Regions from separate parts of the Mus musculus genome. Here region 1 is linked to region 2. A link is a contact called in ENCODE Hi-C data. All regions are on one chromosome and are shown on one strand. The core of a region is the stretch at or near the end of the contact, and the rest is flanking DNA. Distances in the headings are between cores, read along the strand shown. Region 1 holds the start of Samsn1 (SAM domain, SH3 domain and nuclear localization signals, 1). Region 2 holds the start of Hspa13 (heat shock protein 70 family, member 13).

The links. Hi-C counts contacts between places; a loop is a spot of excess contacts on that map.
Region 1: a loop to region 2 is called in a map of CH12.LX, with 3 times the contacts of the local background. The contact joins the promoter of Samsn1 here to the promoter of Hspa13 in region 2. A Hi-C loop is called at or near these places in 2 of 37 maps with a recorded cell type or tissue (CH12.LX and T-helper 17 cell).

What each region holds. Positions count from the first base shown.
Region 1 is chr16:75,907,270-75,910,796 of GRCm38, reverse strand. Samsn1 (SAM domain, SH3 domain and nuclear localization signals, 1) reads left to right here and starts at 1,531. Exons shown (of 8, transcript NM_023380.2): 1 at 1,531-1,667. The coding sequence starts at 1,611.
Region 2 is chr16:75,765,382-75,768,804 of GRCm38, reverse strand. It overlaps Hspa13 (heat shock protein 70 family, member 13), which reads left to right and starts at 1,987. Exons shown (of 5, transcript NM_030201.3): 1 at 1,987-2,070. The coding sequence starts at 2,046.

The sequences.
Region 1 (3,527 bases), core at 282-2,781, 140 kb before region 2:
TTTCTTAGGCGACGGAATAGTTTATTCCCTTGGGTTAACTGAGAACCACCCAGAAAATTTACAGAAAGTCACACTGCTAGGGAATTACCGAGCCTTAGGTTTTCAGGTTGTCTGGTGTTATTCCCCTGTCATTGTTCTGAAAATACTAACCTCTTACTTCTCAAAATTACCCTCCTGCCACTGCAGCTGTTTATTAACTCCAATCCTCTTAAGTGGTTTACCCAATTCTATTGTAGTGCATAAAATACCATTTTGTTCTTGCTAGTTAAGAGGTTTATTGCATAGAAATTGAGTACCCACTACGTTCAATAGCACAGAGTGGGTATTCAATTTAGTATTTAAGCGAATTAGTGAATTTCAGCTGGGACTCCAGGACGAAGGCAGAGAGGTGGGAGGGACAACTGAGAAAAGAGGGCCAGAGCATGATTCTTAGAGAAGCACTTCCTAAAAATATGGTGCTACTGTTTTTAATCTGAGGAGTTTATGAGCAGAAAGTACAAGTTTTCTTGAAGCAGGCCATTTAACCAGAGCCTGCATTTGAAACAATCTGCACAAGCTCATCTGATAAGGGCTTCATTTTTCAAGGAAGTCTGAGCAACCTTCTCTTTTATCTGGATCTCTGGATCTGGCTTTCAGCAAAACCTTTAAGACATATTGGGGCTATTCCAGGCCCACTTAGTAGACACTGGATGCCTTGTCTGGAGAGAGGACTGAGCAGTCGGTAGCATCACCCACCAACCAGGCATTACCAGGGTACAGAGTACGTATACTATGTAGCAGGAAGTGGTTCTTTTATTAATCAGGGGGTTTTAACAATGATATGCTTGCTTTTTCAATGTCACCAATGCCCACTCATCAATATCTGGAGCTAGAATCCTATTACAGTTAGGTACTTTTAATCTATACCCTATTACGGTAGCTTTAGGGAGGATTAATATTATTTAACTTCAAATTGATCGTCATGTAGAAATATACAATTATGTATTGAGAAAGATACAGACATATGTCACATTTAAAAAGTGGGCAATGAAATTGAAAGGTAGGTTCCCTGGAAAATTTGGAAGGAGAAAAATGAAAAGGTGGAAATGATGTAAGTGTATTATATAACCTCAAATAATAAAATATTATAAAAATATAAAATGGAATTCTTTAAATAGTCTCAAACTTTTAAAAATCCACAATATTCTGTTTGATTTCATTTAAAAGGTTCAGATATTTTCCTCTTGTGCCATCTTTTTTAATGTGTTAAATTCTTTTACATAAACTGAGAAAATAAGTTTTGTTTTCCAAACCATTACACCCTTAGTAATTACCGTAGCCATGTCAAAGGTGTGAGCTAAGAATTATATCATAGAATACAGCACCGAGAATACAGTACAGAGTTACCAAATAATTACGGTAAGGAAGGAAAGGAAAAAAAAAAAAAAAAAAAAAAGAAACCTTCAACCAAGCAGACACTGAAGTCACATCCTGACCAGAGGAGGAAGTGTCACATCAGACACTTCCTCAGTGCTATCAGATGCTGGGTATCACGGAGAGCACCCGTGCCTGCTCTCAGTTGTCTCTGTAACAGCAGCAACTGTGCTCACTAGAGGTGGCCAGAATTCAAAATGCTAAAGAGGAAGCCATCCAATGCCTCAGACAAGGAGAAACACCAAAAACCGAAGGTAAGTTTATTTTCTTACAGAGTAAAACTAACCAAATACTGTACTAGAAAGCAACACTTACTTGCAAATGTATAACACAGACACACCAGACACACACACACACACACACACACACACACACACATACCATTTACACATACGCACATATACGTGTATACACACACATACACAAACTCATTCAAGCACACAACACATTCAAACAAACCACACAGTGACATACATCTCTCTCTCTCTCTCTCTCTCTCTCTCTCTCTCTCTCTCACACACACACACACACACACACACACACACACACACACACACACAAGCATACATGCACACTCACAGCCTACATCATCACCCTACTACTTACATGACATTTTATCTGTCACTTCTAAATTAATTTAAGTAGAGGACTAAGTGCATCAAAATACATATGGAAGAATTTGCATACTGATGAGCAATTATGGTCTTCACAATTGTGTATTAGATTCAACCCTTTATGTTGTTAGCTAAGATTGGGTTAGGATAATTTTATGGAACTCTGTTTGGTGGCCTCCACTTAACCATTAATATCATGAATTCTCTGCCTATTTTTCATTCCTTGGTTGTTCAATATCTTACCAGTGTTCTGAAGGAATTATTTTATCTGTTAAATTGTAGATATTTAAAATACATAACAGTAAGAAGACTAAAATGGAGAAATTTTAGGTTAGTTTTTTAAAATTCTTTTTGTAATTTGAATGTTCAGCTATGATATCTTGTAGTAGACATGCATTTTCACATTGTCATTAGAGAGAATTGTGCCCTATTTTGAGAAGACACAAAATTTATAAATTAGTAAATTTGATAAGCCAGTCTTATGTAGTATGTTCTTTTATTCTTTCTCTTGATAACAATTGGCATTAAAAATAATATAGGAAAAGCCAAGTTTACATTCTTATAGAACTTTAAACGTCATTTACTAGTAACATTAATTTCTTTAGTATGAAGTTGTGATGTCAGAAAATTTCTGTCCTGTTTATACATTCCTAACGTTTCTCAAATAAATTCAATCTTTTTGTTGGTGAGATAAATACTAGTGGATTCTTTGTTTTTAAGGAGTTTACACTTTGTCATCAGCTTTTATTTCTCATTGGGAGAGAGACAGTTTGGGGACTGATTTTCCTTCTGAACTGAGTAGGCACAGGACAGTCTTCAACGGTTTAAAACCTTTGGCAAAAGATCTGAAGTAAACTGAGAATTCATTATTTCCAAGTACAGGAAACTAAAACTAGATGATTTTCAACATTATTGTTTCTAATGCAAAAAAAGTCAACAAAGGTTAAACAAGCATCTTAGAAACACATAGTACAAAAATATATTGCACTTTCTGTTTTTTCATTACTAAAATAAAAATTCACAGCAACACATCCCAAAATATCCAAGAAAGGTTTTTCAAAGAATCATTTTTTATTTCTTCATATGATTATATTTGTTGTGAGCTGAGCTCTATCTCAAGTCTCATATGATTGTTTTTTATGTAAAATAGCACTGATTAAATAAAAATATTCAGTTGATCATATTTTGGGAATATTACAAAAATTGATAAAAAGTGGCTTACCTCAAAATTTTTCAAAAATGACACTTGACTATTTCATAAGGACTGTATTGCACATTATATTGTCAGTATATCATTTCACTAAACTGTTTTCAAAATGATCTTTCATTATTGGCAATGGTCTTAATCACAGTAATTACTAGAGTAGATGTGAACTATTGGTCATCTTATTGATGTTTGCATATATAAAATAAAAACACACTCAATGCACCTGAGAAAAAAAATATATCACAAGAAATAGTCACACTGAAGACATATATGGATTTAATTTTTTTGCTGTG
Region 2 (3,423 bases), core at 738-3,237:
TCTTCAAGGTAAAACTATATAGGTTTCTCCAGTCTTGCTCCTTCCCAGTGATCATATTATTTCTATGTCTCACAGCATGTTGAATTAAATTTCTGATTGCCTTCTCTCTATCCTTTATTGATGCCAATGGTTACCACTGTGCTAAGCACACAGTAACTGTTCGATAACATTTATTAAAATTATCATTACCCATCAAAATCATCAGTTGGATGTTTGAATTATGCTTTCTTCATTCTTCCTAAGAACTTTGGCGAATAGTAGTCATATATCCACATGCTTTTCATTTTTCACATGACAAAGTATTTAAAAACACTAAAGTGTATTATAATGGGTCTCTGTTAGCCATAATTCAGATATAAAATCATTATATATGTATGTGTGATAATATCTATCTGTAGATAGGTAGGTAGACAGATAGACATAGACCAACCTATCATAGATAAAGTACATAGATAGCTAGAAACTTAAAAGATACAAGATTTTACGCAAGTGGAAAGCCAGTAGAGGTTCTTTCCCACAACTAGTAGACCTGTCGCCAATTAGGACTATTGATTTGCACCTAGCCAGAGAAGCACATTTAAGTTTCTAGGACCTTAAGTGTTCATGAACTTTCCCAACAGTAAAGTCACGTCCAGGAGTCCTTAAGTCGTATCAAATATTAAACAGTGAGGGGAAAACATCATGTTTTATATACTAAAAACCACCTGTATCCTCCCCCTCAATAATTGTGGTTAATCTTTTCGTCTTGCTGGGATTCAGAATCATCATGGAAGTAAACTTCCGGGTATGTATATGAGGGCGTTTCTGACCTGATTAATTGAGGCGAAAAGACTTCGCCTAACTATGAGCACTGCTATTCCGACATCCAGCAGGTTCAAGGCTGAATTAGAGAGAGAGAGAGAGAGAGAGAGAGAGAGAGAGAGAGATGCCTTCGTTTCCTGTCTCTGCTTCCTGACTGGGTGCAATGGGGACAGCTGGTTAAAAGGTCTTGCCTCCGTGACTTCCTTGCTATGAGGAACTGTACCATTGAACTTTGAGCCAAAATAAATCTTGTCTTCTTCAAATTGCTTTGCTAACGTGTCTTATGGCGCCAGGGGAAAAGTGATCGGATAGTCAACACGTGAAAGGACGGACCTGTCCAGGAAGACAATTCTGGCCATTTATGACATAATTAAAACGAAAAGTAGAATGTATCTTTCCATATTAGTTGGTAATAGCATATGTGAATGTTAATATTAGATTTGAAAATATCTTGGATAAACCATGCGGTCCTGGACAAACTTCATTCCTGACGAGCCCGTGAAATAATTTACTGCCAACAGCATCGGGCTGGCATTGCATTTAATGACTGCAAGGATATTTGCAAAGCAACGAACAGGTACACCAGAGGTGGGGTCTCCGGTAGGACTGCCCCACTGTGGAATGCTAAGGGGACTTCGGAGGGCTTAGGAGAAGTCTATCTAGAATCTTGATTTCGACCAAAGACGCATAAACCTTAAAAAAGAGGCTGAACAACAAAACGAAACAAAAAACAAAAACAAACAAACAAAAAAACCGGAAGTTTGAATTCCCCGCCTGCCTGGCAACGCAACCCACCTCGGAATCTTAATTGGTTTTATCCTCTTTATGCCTTCCAAGCTCTGGACAGTCCAGAACTGCAGTTCCCACAATACAACGCGGTGAGGCGGGGCTACAGGGACTTTTTTTTTTTTTTTTTTTTTTTTTTTTTAACCGCGAGTAAGCTCGCAGCGTTTTGGGTTTGATGAATGACAAACTCTGGCCTTTCCCAGACGCTGCTCCCACAACAAAGCCTGGTTTGTTGGGCCTTCGTGCGTGGGGAGGCCGAGTCTTCCCTCACTGGCCTGAGTAAAATCCGCCCCGCGGCCTCATGGTAGATGGAGTCATTGCTGTGGTGGAAATCGTAGTTCCTCCGGCTAATTCGGAGCCGACGGACTACATTTCCCAGGAGGCTGCGCGACAGCCGGCGACTAGGGGGCGGTGCCTCCCATCGGTACAGTCATCCTTCTGCCTGTTCGGCGGGACTGATGGCCGGAGAGATGACGATCTTAGGTCAGTATCTCAGGGGTCCCTGCAACTATGGAAGTCGACGGGGAAGTTCGACGAGGTCTGGGTGGGCAAGGGTTGGTTGTCTCACTCTCTGAATCACAGGTCACGCAGCCGAAGGGAGCCTGAAAAGGGGGCTAAGGCTGTTTGGAGCTGGTGGGGGCGGGGCGTCTGGAGTCGGGGGTCTGACTTGCCGGAGGCCTCTTGGGGTCGTGCCACCAGCCACAGGTCTGAGAGACGAGGGCCTAGGAATGCTAACGACCTCGGTCTTGAATGGGTAGCCGAAATCGGTTCTCTGTGCGAGAACCCACTGTGAATAAGAAGGGGATCTCGAGATTGAAGACTCTTGGCTTCACTCGGGATGCGGAATTGGGAGGGATTCAAGTCCCTGTGCATTCTTAGATGGATTCTCTTTTGAACATACCGATTGGGAATCAACATTCCCTTGCCAAACGCTGAGATGCTTTTGAGATTTGTCTGTAGGTGGGAAGAGACAAGTGGATAGGTTCTTGGTCTGCTATGATGTGCCAGGCGTTGATTTGAAGGAGCTAGCAATTACCAACAGCACTACCGAGTGACATTATGGGTTTGAGTGGGGACAGGTGTATTACGCAGACTAGTGAAACCAAATCAGATATTAATTCTAAACTCAAAGTGATGTTCTTATTCGCTTTTGTGTACAATATGCCTGATGTTTCTATATGATCTTTTCCCTTAAATATTTGCTGAGCCTCTGCTCTTCATGGGCCGTACTATTCAATGGTGACTAGAACTTGCCTTCGGGAAGTTTACATATTGTTGCTATCAGGGTTAGCACTTGCATACTTCTTCCCTAATATCTATTTTGAAAAGTATATCCTTAATGAATGCTTATATATGCAAAATCTCTTCTGGACTCTATGAGGTAACAGTAGTGCCTAAGCAGTTTTCAGATCAACATATCCAACTTACGTATTTTATCCTTTTGAATGGGTAAAGACGATAACCAAACAGGTTAGACTTACATACCAAAGCTGTCTCTGTGGGAATTTCATAATGGCATTTCATTTTAGTAATAACAGGTAAAAACTGTTTATGAAGCTATCAATCTAAATAGCAATAATCCAAGAAAACTGGATTGTATTTAGCTTTAGTTTCACATTTGTGATATTTTCATTCAACAACAGCATAATGGTTATTTAAATATCTTTACATTTTATTCCTTTATTATCATGTAACGGATTATACAAAAATACATTTGTGAGGGCTTTTGGTTTTTGAGGGTTTTTTTTTTCTCCTTTGTTTTTAATTGTACCCCGATGGAATGTTAAAAACTTGATGTCCAAAAGAAGTAGCTAATAATCCTATAAAGTGAAATAT